Regions from separate parts of the Homo sapiens genome. Here region 2 is linked to region 1. A link is a loop called in an ENCODE intact Hi-C map of the cell type or tissue named here. Cell type or tissue: endothelial cell of umbilical vein. All regions are shown on one strand.

Evidence for each region. Hi-C counts contacts between places; a loop is a spot of excess contacts. Peaks named below come from ENCODE experiments on the same cell type or tissue, not always from the same donor. Only the 100,000 strongest peaks of a DNase experiment are listed, where the experiment ranks them.
Region 2: a loop joins it to region 1, with 2.8 times the contacts of the local background. A loop is called at or near these places in 1 of 110 quality-filtered maps.

What each region holds. Positions count from the first base shown.
Region 1 is chr14:71,648,415-71,656,414 of GRCh38, forward strand. It overlaps SIPA1L1 (signal induced proliferation associated 1 like 1), which reads left to right. Exons shown (of 24, transcript NM_001386936.1): 8 at 1,921-2,095. Among named protein-coding and RNA genes, the nearest start is that of SNORD56B, 250 kb to the left of the region's middle. In endothelial cell of umbilical vein, no CTCF peak of the experiment used is centred here; a DNase peak (open chromatin) is centred at 3,007; H3K27ac peaks cover 2,364 bases.
Region 2 is chr14:71,368,374-71,376,373 of GRCh38, forward strand. The region is part of intron 2 of SIPA1L1 (signal induced proliferation associated 1 like 1); the gene reads left to right. Among named protein-coding and RNA genes, the nearest start is that of SNORD56B, 26 kb to the right of the region's middle. In endothelial cell of umbilical vein, no CTCF peak of the experiment used is centred here; DNase peaks (open chromatin) are centred at 3,828 and 4,268; H3K27ac peaks cover 2,102 bases.

The sequences.
Region 1 (8,000 bases):
TTGTTTGTTCATTTGTTTTCTCCCCTGTGACATTTTCCGTTATCACGATTTGAACCATTTGATTTGGAAAGCTGAAAATGGTAGTTCAGGTTCGTAGTCCCTTAATATAAAGTGGCAGGGCTGGCTGTGTTTCAGAATTGAGGAATTTTCAGATTTTAGAGGGATAATAAAATGTATGACCCATATAGTAATATTCCCAGTGAGATCTGGGGCAGTACCCCACAATCAATTATGCAGGGGAAACATGAATATTCACACAAAGATGAATAAATTAAAAGTACTAATGTCAGCCCCATGTCAAGTTTTGCTGCCAAATATGTTTGCCTAAATTTGCTTTCTACCTTTCAACTTCAGAATTGCAAATAAGAAGTTGTAGACATATGTTGCAGCGGTTGTCCAAAGACAAACCTGGTTGAGTTCTGGTGATAGTTAATGGAGCTGAGTCACAGAACTGACTCTTTATGATCTTGTGTCTCTCCCTACTGTACTAGTTCCTCTCTCTTGCATTCTCTGATCTCTTTGCTCATCTGTCAAACAGGGGTAATATTTGCCTTGTGGGCTATTGTGAGAGTAAGAATTTAATGTATGTTAAACACTGCACGTAGTGCCTGGCATATGATAGGTATTCAATAAATGTTAGCTATTAAAATTTCACCTCTTCTCTTCCCCCTTTTATTAGATAAAACCTTACTGATGTGGTGGTTGTAATGACACTCTGGAAATAGGATTAAGTGATAAGAATTGTCCCAATGTCATTGGAGAATTCAAAGTCCAATTTTTTTTTTTTTTTTTTTTTGAGACAGAGTTTTGCTCTGTTGCCCAGGCTGGAGTATGTGGTACAGTCATGACTCACTGCAACATCAATCTCCCGGGCTCAAATGATCCTCGAACCTCAACCTCCCGAGTAGCTGGGACTACAAGTGTGCACCACCACACCTGGCTAATTTTTGTACATTTTGTAGAGACAGGGTTTTGCCATGTTGCCCAGGCTTGTCTGGAACTCCTAGGTTCAAGTGATCTGCCCCCCTCAGCCTCCCAAAGTGCTGGGATTACAGGCATTAGCCACTGTGCCCAGCCCAAAGTACACATTTTTATGTTGAAAACTCATTGCTTGTTAAATGATCAGTAACACCTTAAAATTTCTTTGCAAAATGACTGGACTTTTCAATGATGAATAAATGTTTTGATTAATGTTATAAGTAAATCTCTTAATCCTTCATTTTAACTGCATTTGAGGAAGAAATATTTGCCATTAGCTGATTTGCCATTGTGAGGCCTCTTTTAAAGTTTCTCTGCAGACACTCATCCTTTGGAAAACTATTTGAAAGAGAAGTTGCTCTAAGTACAGTATTGATGATAGTAGTGCTGTAACAAAGATATAGGCAAGGTTTATAATTTAATATATTGGGAAAAGGGTATTGGGAGATAAGTCTTTTCTAATTTTACAAAAAAAAAACTGCAAAAATATTAGTGGACCTTTTAGTGCAAAACAGTTTATTTTAAAATATGTTTTATAAAGTAGACCTCTGCTTTTAAATTTGTAAAGACCTCCCTTTTAAAAGGGGGGACACCATAAAAAAAGAATTGCCTTTAGTTACCAGGATTTTTTAATAACCTCATTTTGTACTTTGTAATTGATTAACAGAAATTTCCTATAGTACCAACAGATCTGTTTAATGGTGCATGATCTTTACATACAGGAAATTTTCATTTATTTTTCTGGCCTTTTCTCAGTTCATGAAGTTCGTAGATACTTGCTCCACTTAATTTTGGATCAAAGACGGAAAATACAGAAGGATTTCAAGAGAAGAAAGGTGTTAGCTATTTTCTGGGCATGTGCCCTATAGGACCTTTTAGCATTTGACTGGGACAAAGTGGATCTGCCTATATTTATATGCATCGTATTACCTGCCTTCACAGCTGAACTACCAGCAGAAAGTAGGCATCATGTACTGCAAAGCTGGACAGAGCACTGAAGAAGAGATGTACAACAATGAGTCAGCTGGCCCAGCCTTTGAAGAATTTCTTCAACTATTGGGAGAGCGAGTTCGGCTCAAAGGATTTGAGAAGTATCGAGCACAGCTTGATACCAAAAGTAAGAAATACTTACACCCTCCTACTAGGCTTATTTTCCCCCTGTTGTGCTGTTGTGCATCTGCTAAATTATCCGTAAAGCAACATTGCCATTTATCGCAGAACACTGCTGGTGATGGGGGAGAGAAAGCCAGAGAGGGAGGATGTAGCACCAGAACAGTTGAAGATCATAACCAAAGTAGCTAGAATTAGACTCTAAAAAAATAGTGTTGTCAGAGGTGTGTGCATGGAGTGGGGCAGTGACACAGATCGTGCAGAATTGCTCCTGGGTGAGCATTGTGTAAATTTCATTACATTTAGCCAAATGTTAGGGTGATTAAAAACTCCGGAAACTTACAACTGTCTGAGTGTAAGCCTGGAATTTTTGACTTCCATTAATTCATTTCATAGTCTTCATGTTTATCTATGTAGTCAGCCTTTGTTTTTGTTTTTTTGTATTCTTTTTACATCTAGGGTTTTTGTTTCTATTATTATTATTCACAGTCTACTTAATCTCTGAGAAAATAGGCTTTTTAGCTTTGGTATTAGTTTAGCTCATAAAATGTGTTGATTAAAAGCATGATAATGAAACAATCTGTTTAACTATGGTGCATGAACCTAAAAGGTTGTCCATGTCCAGTCCCCAAGTTGTCAGTAAAATAGTTAACATTCTCAAATGCCTATTTTGGTTAGCTGGGACTAATCAAAGAGTGTGTTGACTTTTGCTATGTGTCTGTGTGAAAGCAGTTTTAAATTTTATCTTTAAATTCATCCATAGACACCTGTGACCTGTTTTTCTTTGAGAGGGTCTTGGGATTAGCACATCTGTATTGCAGTCTATAGTAATCTCTCTGATTTTCTGTACAGGAAATTAAATAAGGAGTTGAGTCATGAAAACAGAAAAGCATTCATAAACTCCACTGCAGGGAAGAATTTCCTGTTGCCATGGTTTTGCTGTTGCCAACTTGGAAACGACATGCAAGAGAGACTATTAAAACCCATAAATAGCCTAGCTGCTTAAATATTATTTTAACATTCTGTACTCTGCTTGCAACTGCATAAAGATGTTAAATTTCAGTATGTCCTTAAACTCTTTTTATCCAGCTATTCTGATATTCACCTGGTACAGTTCATTCATGTTGCCCCCATTTGTTGTGCTGTATAAATTATCACTACCACAAACAGTTATTGAAAGGATCTGGGAAGAGAATGTGTAATAAGCTCAGTGATACTATAAATGAATGGTCAGACTGGGAGTTGATAAGATTGTGTGTTATCTGTGATGAAGGGTGATGTGAGAAATGTATAGCTAGGGTATCGTTAAGCAACATGACATGTAGTAAGGCAGTGGAATACACAAAATAAGCACTTTGTGCACAGTTTGTCCAATTATCCCAACAACTGCAAAGGCTAGAGGGGGATGAGCCTGGATTACCAAACAGCCTCTTAATGTAGTTTTGGAATTATATAATACCTTCAACAGGGAAAGATTCTTTTTCACTGAACTACTCTCCTTTAAGTAGTTCAACTTTATGAGGCATGTCTGACCTTTCAGGGCATATTTCCTGAGAAGGATTCAAAGAATCCTTCTGTCCTTTTAAAATGTCGCATTTCCTAAAATGAACGAAAAGTAGGGAAGTATTCCTACTCTGAAGCCCCAAAGAAGACAGTACGCAAAATCATCTCTTTTACTCCAAGCTTATTAATAGGGGCAAAAACTAGAGTCTATTCACTATGCCATTTAAACCTGCATTAAATAATCATAGACCACCAAAATAGGCAACAGCCAGCCTCTGTACACCTCAGCTGCCTCCTACTGGGCTGGACACTACTAGAGATAAGACTTCGTTCTGTGTGCTGTGATGTAATCTCACCATACTTAATCTAACTTTATGTTGTGTCAAGAAACTTTGAATATAATTCTTTTTCTAAAAAAGTGCTTTTCAGAACAAATGTTCAAGGATCATTCCCACTGTAGATGTCACTTGAATCTATGGGTTTGTAGTTTTTATCAAATTAAAGTACTATCTGCTGTTATTTCTTTATTTTTTCTGTCTTAACCTCCCATCTCTCTGAGACTCCAATTACACATATGTTATATCACTCACTGGTGTACCACAGGTTAATGAGGCCCTGGTTCTTTTTTTTTTCCCCCTAACCTTTTTTTTTCCTTCTGTGCTTCAGTTTGGATAATTTCTATTAATATATCTTAAAGCTCCTTGTGTTTTTCTTTTCTTCCATGGTATCTTAATTCATTGTTAATCCCGTCCAGTGAAATTTCCATTTAAGATATTATATTTCAGGGCCAAAAGTTGCATTTGATAATCTTTTTAAATGTCTTCTATTCTCACCTTTTTAGGTTCACGCTGTCCTTTAGATCCCTAAACACATTTATAATAGTTGTTTCAAAATGTTCATCTGCTAATTTCATCATTTCTCTCATTTTCAGTTTCTTTTTTTAATGGGGTTCCTTTGTATATATTTTACTTCCTCACATGTCTGGTTGTTTTTGATAAGATGTTGGATATTGTAAATGTTTCATTGTTCAGTGTCTTAATTTTGTTATCTTCTTTAAGTGTTGAGTTTTGTTTTGGCAGGCAGTGAAGTTGCAGAACAGCTTGATTTTTATGAGTCTTATTTTTAAGCTTTGTTAAAGCATACCTAGAGTAGCTTTTACTCTGGCTAACTTAGCCCTACTACTAAGGCATGACTTTTCTTGCACCTCAGTACTTGAATATTCAATGAAGTGTCTACTGTGGCTGTTCAGAACTCATTAATGTCTCCCAACCCAGTGTGAACTGTGGAATTGTTTGGCTTATAATTCGTTGGTAGTTGTTCTTTCCCTAATATTTTGTCTTTGCTTGGCTTTTGGAATTTATGCATATGCATATGCAGCTTACTGTCCAACTCAAGACTCAAAGGGACCCCTATTCAGATTTCTGAACCTTTCATCTGATATTTCTTTCTCTTTGGTATTCTGCCTAGCAAATATCAGTCACCTCAGACTTCCTGAACTCGAGTCTGTCTTGGCTTCCCCCTTCAGTACCTTGCTCTGTGTCAACTGTCCCACAAGTACCTCTAGGTAGAAAGCCCAGGGGTCATAGGGCTCATCTTCTGTATTCTTTTTTCTCAAGGATCACTATCCAAGGCTGCCTGTTCTCCAATGTCTGCAAACAGTTGTTTCAGCTATTATATCATTTTTTCTAGTTATTCACAATGGCATGGTAAGTGCTGTATCAAGCACTTCATTATGGCTGGAAGCAGAAGTCCCAGATACTTTTGATATGTATGCCGTCTCGTTTAATTCCGACAAACCTGCTAGATACCAATTATCCCCACTTTACAGAATTGGCTTCTTTAGATTAAGTAACATGCCCATGGTTAGATAGCTAGCAAGCATTAGGAAAGTAGAATAGATCCCAGTAGTGTGGTTAATGAAGTGTTCAGAGAAAGCATAAATGTAGAATGAAGTATAGCAAAGCCCCAAGACCGGCCTTTAGCCTATGTCTTCCTCCCTCTTAAGCCCTTGAGCTAACAGTACTCAAACCAGCTCATGAGATAGCTCTACTTCATGCATTATCATCATATTCATTTCTTAGTATTTTTGTAAAGGAGGACGAGGCTCAGGGAAGTAATGAACTATTGAACCATTTCTTCTTTTTCCCAGTTATCTGTGCAAAGACCATCTACACATTTCAAAAATAAGGATTTGTAGCAAACAAGCAAGCTACAAATAAATATGTCACAGGCTGGAACAATTCTGCAATGAAGAAATTTTTAATAGGGGATTTTTCCTTCTTTTTTGTTTTCTTATTTGGATGATATAACCTAGATAATTACCATTCTCTCACACTACAATAAATACAATAAACTTCCCACCAAGCAGTTTGTTATTTGAAAGCTGGAGACCATCCTCATTTTTAGCTACGTACGTGGATTATTTGGGGGAATTATTTCCTGACTGAGGCTTGTTTGTCACGTCAGTACACAGGAGACTTAGAAGCCGTTTGTAAAAGCTTTCCTTCAAAGCCCTGCCTTCATTAATTTGCTGCAATGTTAGTGACTGTTTGTTTTCTCCTCCATTTTTCAGCAGTGTTATAAATGCAGTTGAGGTTCAAGATCTTAAAAGAGATATAAGACTTTTCATAAAGAAAGATTTGGAGGCAGATCATGTGATTGTCAAGGAGGCAGATCATGTGATTGTCAAGGTGACCTATATAATGCCTGAATTTACTTATTAATTAAAGCTCTATACAAATATGAAGTAGCATCATTCTTTCATCCTCCTTCTACAAGCACATTGTCCCTTTAGAGTTGCTCAATACGCTCTTCAACCAGATAAAAAAGCATTTTTTTTTTCATTTTCCTGATAGTCATTCTATTAAAACTTTCATAGTTTCAGGGTTTCATGGTCACTAAAAATATTATAATAAGAGCATTGGATGCTTTATTCCTTAGTAATATAGTAAACAGTCTTAGATTCGGGAGGACATGTCCAGGTTTGTTAACAGGGGTATATTGCATAATGCTGGGGCTTGAGCTTCTAGTGAATCTATTAGCCAAATAGTGAGCATAGTACCCAGTAGGTGGAGATTTTGAGGTGGAGTAGGGTTCTCCAACCCTTCCTCTCAACCTTCCTCCCCACTTTTGGACTCGCCAATGTCTGTTGTTTTCATCTTTATGTTCATGTGTACCCATTGTTTAGCTCCTGCTTGTAAGTGAAAACATGCAGTATTTGACTTTCTGTTTCTGCGTTAATTCACTTAGGATAATGGCCTCCAGCTGCATGTGTGTTGTTGCCAGGGAGATGATGATGTTCTTTTTTATGGCTGCGTACCATTCCATGATGTATATGTACCATGTTTCCTTTATCCAGTCTACCATTGATAGACACTTAGGTCGATTCCATGCCTTTGCTATTGTGAACAGTGCTGCAATAAACAAATTAGTGCAGGTGCCATTTGATAAAATTATTTCTTTTCCTTTGAGTAGATACCCAGTAGGGAGACTGCTGGGTCAAATGGTAGTTCTATTGTTAGTTCTTTGAGAAATCTCCATACTGTTTTCCATAGTGGCTGTATTAATTTACATTCCCATGAACAGTGTATGTATATTTTCTTTTCTCAAAATCCTTGCCAACATCTGTTATTTTTTGACTTTTGAATGATAGCCATTCTGTCTGATATCAGATGGTATCTCATTGTGGTTTTAATGTACATTTCTCCAGTGATTAGTGATGTTGAGCATTTTTTCATGTTTGTTGGCTACGTGTATGTCTTCTTTTGAGAAGTGTCTATTTGTGTTATTTACCCACTTTTTAATGGGGCTGTTTGTTTTTTTCTTGTTGATTTGCTTAAGTTTCTTAGAGATTCTGGATATTAGTCTTTTGTTGGGTATATGGTTTGCAAATATTTTCTCCCATTCTGTAGGTTGTCTGTTTACTCTGTTAATTATTTCTTTATAGCAAACATTCTTTTTTCATTCTTTCTGGTAAAGTTTAATACCTCTATGAAGTGCATAGTAATTTCAGGATTTTGGAATTCTTTTCTTCTTGGAAAGAAAAGTTTCATTATTTTAGCCCTAGTTTCATCTCTGAAACTTCTGAAACTATTCCCAAACTGTTGAAAATTATCAGCAAAACTCTATGAATCTAAAAGACCTCAGAAAAAGGCTGGTCAGATAGCATACATTGTGTGAAATGAGACGTGGAGGACAGAGAGAAGGGGCTAGAAGTAGAAAAATAAATGATCTTCAGTGTTTTCTTCCCCAGCAGTTTTCCTCTCTGGCAGTAATCCTTTTAGAACTAGCAGGCATATAAAGCACAGTGTAATAAATGAATACCAATGACATTTTTTTTTTCTGTTTCATTAATTTTGCTTAAAATTGACTTGAAACACATGTATAAGTACACGTCAGTGGTGACACAT
Region 2 (8,000 bases), 280 kb before region 1:
TTGTTCAATTCCCACCTATGAGTGAGAATATGCGGTGTTTGGTTTTTTGTTCTTGCGATAGTTTACTGAGAATGATGATTTCCAATTTCATCCATGTCCCTACAAAGGACATGAACTCATCATTTTTTATGGCTGCATAGTATTCCATGGTGTATATGTGCCACATTTTCTTAATCCAGTCTATCATTGTTGGACATTTGGGTTGGTTCCAAGTCTTTGCTATTGTGAATAATGCGGCAATAAACATACGTGTGCATGTGTCTTTATAGCAGCATGATTTATAGTCATTTGGGTATATACCCAGTAATGGGATGGCTGGGTCAAATGGTATTTCTAGTTCTAGATCCCTGAGGAATCGCCACACTGACTTCCACAATGGTTGAACCAGTTTACAGTCCCACCAACAGTGTAAAAGTGTTCCTATTTCTCCACATCCTCTCCAGCACCTGTTGTTTCCTGACTTTTTAATGATTGCCATTCTAACTGGTGTGAGATGATATCTCATAGTGGTTTTGATTTGCATTTCTCTGATGGCCAGTGATGATGAGCATTTTTTCATGTGTTTTTTGGCTGCATAAATGTCTTCTTTTGAGAAGTGTCTGTTCATGTCCTTCGCCCACTTTTTGATGGGGTTGTTTGTTTTTTTCTTGTAAATTTGTTTGAGTTCATTGTAGATTCTGGATATTAGCCCTTTGTCAGATGAGTAGGTTGCGAAAATTTTCTCCCATTTTGTAGGTTGCCTGTTCACTCTGATGGTAGTTTCTTTTGCTGTGCAGAAGCTCTTTAGTTTAATTAGATCCCATTTGTCAATTTTGCCTTTTGTTGCCATTGCTTTTGGTGTTTTGGACATGAAGTCCTTGCCCATGCCTATGTCCTGAATGGTAATGCCTAGGTTTTCTTCTAGGGTTTTTATGGTTTTAGGTCTAACGTTTAAATCTTTAATCCATCTTGAATTGATTTTTGTATAAGGTGTAAGGAAGGGATCCAGTTTCAGCTTTCTACATATGGCTAGCCAGTTTTCCCAGCACCATTTATTAAATAGGGAATCCTTTCCCCATTGCTTGTTTTTCTCAGGTTTGTCAAAGATCAGATAGTTGTAGGTATGCGGCATTATTTCTGAGGGCTCTGTTCTGTTCCATTGATCTATATCTCTGTTTTGGTACCAGTACCATGCTGTTTTGGTTACTGTAGCCTTGTAGTATAGTTTGAAGTCAGGTAGTGTGATGCCTCCAGCTTTGTTCTTTTGGCTTAGGGTTGACTTGGCGATGCGGGCTCTTTTTTGGTTCCATATGAACTTTAAAGTAGTTTTTTCCAATTCTGTGAAGAAAGTCATTGGTAGCTTGATGGGGATGGCATTGAATCTGTAAATTACCTTGGGCAGTATGGCCATTTTCACGATATTGATTCTTCCTATCCATGAGCATGGAATGTTCTTCCATTTGTTTGTGTCCTTTTTTATTTCATTGAGCAGTGGTTTGTAGTTCTCCTTGAAGAGGTCCTTCACATCCCTTGTAAGTTGGATTCCTAGGTATTTTATTCTCTTTGAAGCAATTGTGAATGGGAGTTCACTCATGATTTGGCTCTCTGTTTGTCTGTTGTTGGTGTATAAGAATGCTTGTGATTTTTGCACATTGATTTTGTATCCTGAGACTTTGCTGAAGTTGCTTATCAGCTTAAGGAGATTTTGGGCTGAGACGATGGGGTTTTCTAGATAAACAATCATGTCGTCTGCAAACAGGGACAATTTGACTTCCTCTTTTCCTAATTGAATACCCTTTATTTCCTTCTCCTGCCTAATTGCCCTGGCCAGAACTTCCAACACTATGTTGAATAGGAGTGGTGAGAGAGGGCATCCCTGTCTTGTGCCAGTTTTCAAAGGGAATGCTTCCAGTTTTTGCCCATTCAGTATTATATTGGCTGTGGGTTTGTCATAGATAGCTCTTATTATTTTGAAATACGTCCCATCAATACCTGATTTATTGAGAGTTTTTAGCATGAAGGGTTGTTGAATTTTGTCAAAGGCTTTTTCTGCATCTATTGAGATAATCATGTGGTTTTTGTCTTTGGCTCTTATTTTTGTGGTATTCTTGTTTCACTATTGGGATAGACTTTTAAAGACAGGTGTGTGCATTGCTTAAGTGTAACTCCTTTAGTGTGACTGCTGTATAATTGCCCTTCAGTAGTAACACCAACACAACAGTAAGGGGCAGTACTTATTTTTGGTGGCTACTAAGAGCTTATTATACATATATGTACTAAGAGCATACATTATCTCATTTCTTCATGTGGGTGTTACTCAGGTGAAGTTGAAGCGTTTAGAAATGGAGAGTCAGAGAGGCCAACTTGCGTGCCCAAGGTCAGTTATGAATCTAGGATTCAAAGGTCTTGATTCCAACTGTGATGCTCAACAGTCGCCCAGGATTTTGCCAAATCATAAATGGTACCTTGTGTCTGTGACATCACAGTTTAGTTTCTATGTTATTTATATTTGTATATCTTGTTTTTAAATAGTAATAATTTAACATAAGCAGAAATAGTCCAGGCTCTGCAGTATCTATTCTATAGAAAGTACTTATAATAAAAGTGATATACATTAATACTATAATATAAAGGCAAATACTAAATGAATTTAATAATAAGAGTGGTATTTTGGAGTGAAAAAGGCCACTAAATGGGGGAAGTTGATCTTTAATTCTATTTATTAAATAACAGGATGACCTTGATAAATAATGCTGTTTTCTCATTGGTGACATACTATTAGACTAAGTAGTTCACTTTATATTTAATCAGCCATTATCCTGAGTATTATTAGTGTGAATAAGAAATACTTGTTAGAACATTGGGCAGTGGTAATCAAAATGAATTTCGAAGTGGAATTGTAGTAATGGTTGCCTTACCTTGAGTAATGATAAGGACAATATTTCTGTAATGGATTGTTTATTCATGAAAGATGAAAGATTAAAATGGTCTGTCTCTACTGATGAAAGTAACAGAAGGCAGCCTCAAAGTTTATTTTTATTTTTATTTTTTTAGAGACATAGTCTTGCTTTGTCACCTAGGCTGGAGTGCAGTGGTGTGATCTCAGCTCACTGCATCCTCGACCTCCCTGGCTCAAGTGATCCTCCCACCTCAGCCTCCCAAGTAGCTGGGACTACAGGCATGTATCACCATGCCTGGCTAATTTTTGTTTTGTTTTGTTTTGTTTTGGTTGGGACAGGGTTTCACCCTGTTGTCCAGGCTGGTCTTCAGCTCCTGAGCTCAAGTGATCCACCTGCCTCTGCCTCCCAAAGTGCTGGGATTACAGACCTGCAACACCGTGCCTGGCCAGAGTCTTCAAAGCATATTAAAATATCTATTATTATTTTATTATAGGCATAATTGAGTGTTTTATGGAGCTATGGATGGTTGTTTCTCAATAATGTTCACTATAATTGGAGTTTAAGCAAAGGTATGGTTTCACATGTATTCTTTGTATACTCTTGTGTCACATTTCACTTGAGTGGTAAAATAAAACAGTTCTAAGTGGCATAGTCTAGAGGTCAGGTGATGGTGTCAGCCTCTTAACCCTTACTTGATCTCCTTAATGCATCTCAAGTTTAACATGATTGCTGAATGGTTGAAACAAATCTGATGAACTCAGACTTATTTGCTGAACCCTTTATTTTATTAAGAGGTTAGAAAATATGAGAAACCACAGTTCAGATATTATGATACTGTCTCGTTCATGGTTTTAATTTTTTAAAGGACATGTTTTTGGTCAGTATATACTGGGTGATTGCCTGACAGAAGAGAATGAGTATGCTGGCTCACCTTCCTGTGTAGACTTGTGCACTCAGAATTAGTCAGCTTCCAGGAAGCAATTGGGTGGTAATGACTTTTAGTTGCTATCAGTATGCATAGATTCAAATAAAACCTTGGGCATTCTGCTCTGAACAATACATTTAAACAAAATTCTCAATTTCTTTTTTTCTCCCGTATCCAGATTAATTTACTTGAATAGACTCAGAAACAACATTATACTTTATTGCCATCTACAAGGAGCTGTTTTTTGAGATGACATTCCTCTTAGAGGAATTTACTTCTTTTTCCAAAATTTACAATTCGCTATTTCTGTCTGTGTTCTACATTTACGTTTTCAGTACGTAGAATTTAAATATTCATGTACATTCTGTCCTAGTGACTAAGGAGCATTATGTAAGGAATTTTTCTTCCTCTTTCAGTATATTGACATCACATTCCTTGGCCTAGTATTCATTTTGTGTTTGTATTTCAGTGTAATCCTAACAAGTCCATTCAAGCAGTAGTTGAACCGAGGTTAAGTGGTATTATGGTTGTTTGGCAAGTTATAGCCATAAACACTTACTTTTAAACACAGAATGGCCTGGGGTGTCTGTAATATTCAGTTGCATAATCACAGATTATGCTTTACAAACACAGGAATAAGTACCTGGGTCACATAAATCTTCAGTGAGAAATTGCTCCAGAGGATGGAGCCTACATCTGTAGAGTTCCCTTGAGTGTTTTCTTAGGTATATTAACATTTTTCATTTAATTGAAATGTTTCTGATTGGATGGAACTGTGGATAGTATTTTAGAATTTCCAGATAATCTCCTAACAAACATCTAAAGGAATGGGTTGAAATGTTACCAGTGTTGGGCTGGGTGCAGTGGCTTATGCCTGTAATCCCAGCACTTTGGGAGGCCGATGCAGGCGGATCATGAGGTCAGGAGATCGAGACCATCCTGGCTAACACGGTGAAACCCCATGTCTACTAAAAATACAAAAAATTAGCCAGGCATGGTGGCACGTGCCTGTAGTCCCGGCTACTCGGGAGGCTGAGGCAGGAGAATCACTTGAACCCGGGAGGTGGAGGTTGCAGTGAGCCGAGATCACGCCACTGCACTCCAACCTGTGCGACAGAGCAAGACTCCGTCTCAAAAAAAAAAAAAAAAAAGTTACCAGTATTGGACGGGTGTGGTAGCTCACGCCTGTAATCCTAGGACTTTGGGAGGCCGAGGTGGGCGGATCACTTGAGGTCAGGAGTTTGACACTAGCCTGGCCAACGTGGTGAAATCCCGCTTCTACTAAAAATATAAGCAAATTAGCTGGGTGTGGTGGCTGGCGCCTGTAATCCCAGCTACCCGGGAGGCTGAGGTGGGAGAATTGCTTGAACCCAGGAGGCTGAGGCAGGAAAATCGCTTGAACCCGGGAGGCAGAGGTTGCAGTGAGCTGAGATCACGTCACTGGACTCCACCTTGGGTGACAGAGTGAGACTCTGTCTCCAAAAAAAAAAAAAAAAAGTTACCAGTATTTAAAAATGTATATACTTTTCAAAATTTTATATTTTTTCTCCTCTCTTCTTCCTTCCTGATACCTTTGTGATTTGAAAGCTATTTAAAATGAAACCCTGGTTGGGCTCAGTGGCTCATGCCTGTAATTCTAGCACTTTGGGAGGCTGAGGCAGGAGGATTGCTTGAGGCCAGGAGTTCAAGACCAGCCTGGGTAACATAATGAAATGTCCCTACAAAAAGTTAAGAAAAAATCCTTAGACTCAGTTCACCCTCTGCACACTGGCTGGAGTGGAGTTTAGAGTCATTCTGTTTGAAATGACTGGTAAAGTGTCCATTCAGGGCAGCTCTGCTATGAATGCAAGGAAGTGGTCTTTGGAGCTCTTGTGTAGTATTTGAAAGTACTTCGTGTTACTGCAGACAGCCAAAGAACTGAAATAGAATGCCTGTGATCATGTTTAGAAGATCCCATGGGCATATTGTATATTCTTTAGAATGATGTCAGTATTTTTGACAAAATTTTTTTACTTAACTGCCATTTGCAGTATTTATCAGGAAACCGGAGATATTTGATATAGGACTGTTTTTGTAGTATTTTACTAAATGCTTTTATTGAACGATTCATTCTTCAATTTATCAGTAAGAGTTAATTTTTTGTAATTATTTATATACTCTTATATGTTTTATTCCAACTAATTTTGTCGGTAAACTTATTTGGAGAAATCGTATTCAGTTAAAAGTATTTTCTTGATAGAGCCTTCAAGGTTGCACACTATAGATTTTTATTTATAGTATTTATTATTTTTTATAAATCTATAGTTTTATTAAGACAGAAACTGACAGTGTGGTATGAAGTTTACATTTAAACAAAGTTTTCACAGAAATCTAAAGTATATTATTTTTAATTTTTAATTTTAGTAAAGTGGTCATGCCTGGTTTAAATTGTAAGTAAATAGTAATACAAGGCTTGGAAAGAAAAATTCCTATGCTGTATGCTTCCTGCTTCTCTCTCTGAGGCAACCGTTTTGAAAGTTTTTTTTTTTTTTTTGCTGTTTCTAGTCGCATTCACTGCCATATATCTAAATAATATATTTTCACTCCTATAGCCTGTAGTTTTCAATTGCAAACATTATATTTTGACTTCTTCCTATACAAGGTAAGGATTTGGCTCCTCCTATTTCCCTTTCCCCATCCTCTCAATGATAATTTTACCTAAGTTTTGGTCAAGCCATCATTCAGTATTTACAGTATTATCATTTGAATGTTGATGACAGTGACCACAGAGTTTTCAGTGATCATAATTTCTTTCTCCAACTGTTTCTCCAATAGAGACAGACCATTTTATTTGCTTAGCTTTCTATTTATCAAACAATAATTTTGTTCTAAATATTCTTATAGAACTATAACAACTCAAAGGGTAAAGCAGATTAGAGAATTCTTCAGTTCTGGTTTTCTCTTGGCACTGTCTCTTTCGGGGTTCTGTGTCCTGTTGGTTCTGAGCTGCTTGCTTTCTAGCCTCTGGGGAGCTGCCATTTTGGAACTTCTTTTTACCACCATCTTGGGGATTCTCTTGGGCTTTTTCCTTTGGTGGACTTTCTATTTCCTAGATTCTGTGTGGTCATCTTTCTTTATTTTCCCATTTTGGTGGGAAAGAGATATATAAGTATTAATATATACCAATATCCATCTGCCCATGAGTGGGATTTAAAGCAAACTTTTATTTCCTAATTGTCTGCTACTAATATGTAAGAATATACTTGATTTTTTTTTACATCAGCTTTGTATCCTGCAATCTTGTTAAATTCATTTCTTATAATAGTGTAGTTGTTTTTTAGATTCTGGAATTTTCTACACAAATGATCATGTTCCACAAATAAGAGATTTTACTTCTTTATTTCCGATCTTTATGCTTTACACCTCTTTTTCTTGCTTTATTCCAGTATAGTGTTGACTAGAAAGTGGTGATATCAAGCATTCTTGCTTTACTCTTCTCAGGAGAAAATAATTCAGTCTTTTGCCTTTAAGTATTATATTGGTTTTAGCTTTTTGTATTTGTCCTCAGTTATTTGATAAAGTTCTTTACTCTTCTAGTGTGTGGAGAATTTTTATCATGAATGTCTATTGGATTTTGTCAAATACCTTTTCTGTGTCTATTAGACTGATCCTGAGCATTTTCTTCTTTAATCTGTTAATATGATGTATTACACGGATTGATTTTTAAATGTTAAACCAAAAATGCATTATTGTGATAACTGTGGTGGCTCATGGTATACCTTTTTATATAGTATTGGATTTAATTTGCTAAAATTTTGTTAAAGATTTTTGTGCCTCAATTAATGGTCTGTGATTCTTATTTTTTGTTTAGTGTCAGCATTATGCTATCCTTATAAAATGAGTTGGGCTTTGATCCCTTTTCTGTTTTCTGAAAAAGTGTATGTAGAATTGGTTTAATCTTTTTCTTGAATGTTTCATAGAATTTGCCAGTGAAATCATATGGACTTAGAATTTCCATTTTTGAAATATTTTAAATAACAGATTTGATGTCTTTAAAAAATATATGGCTACTTAGACTTTTTCTTTCTTGTGTTATTTTTGATAGGTTCAATTTTCCAAGAAATTTGTCCATTTCATGTAAGTTGTTGAGTTTGTTGGCATAGTTAAACATTGTGTTCTCTTATAATCTTCTTTTTTTTTTTCTAGTAGGCATGTTG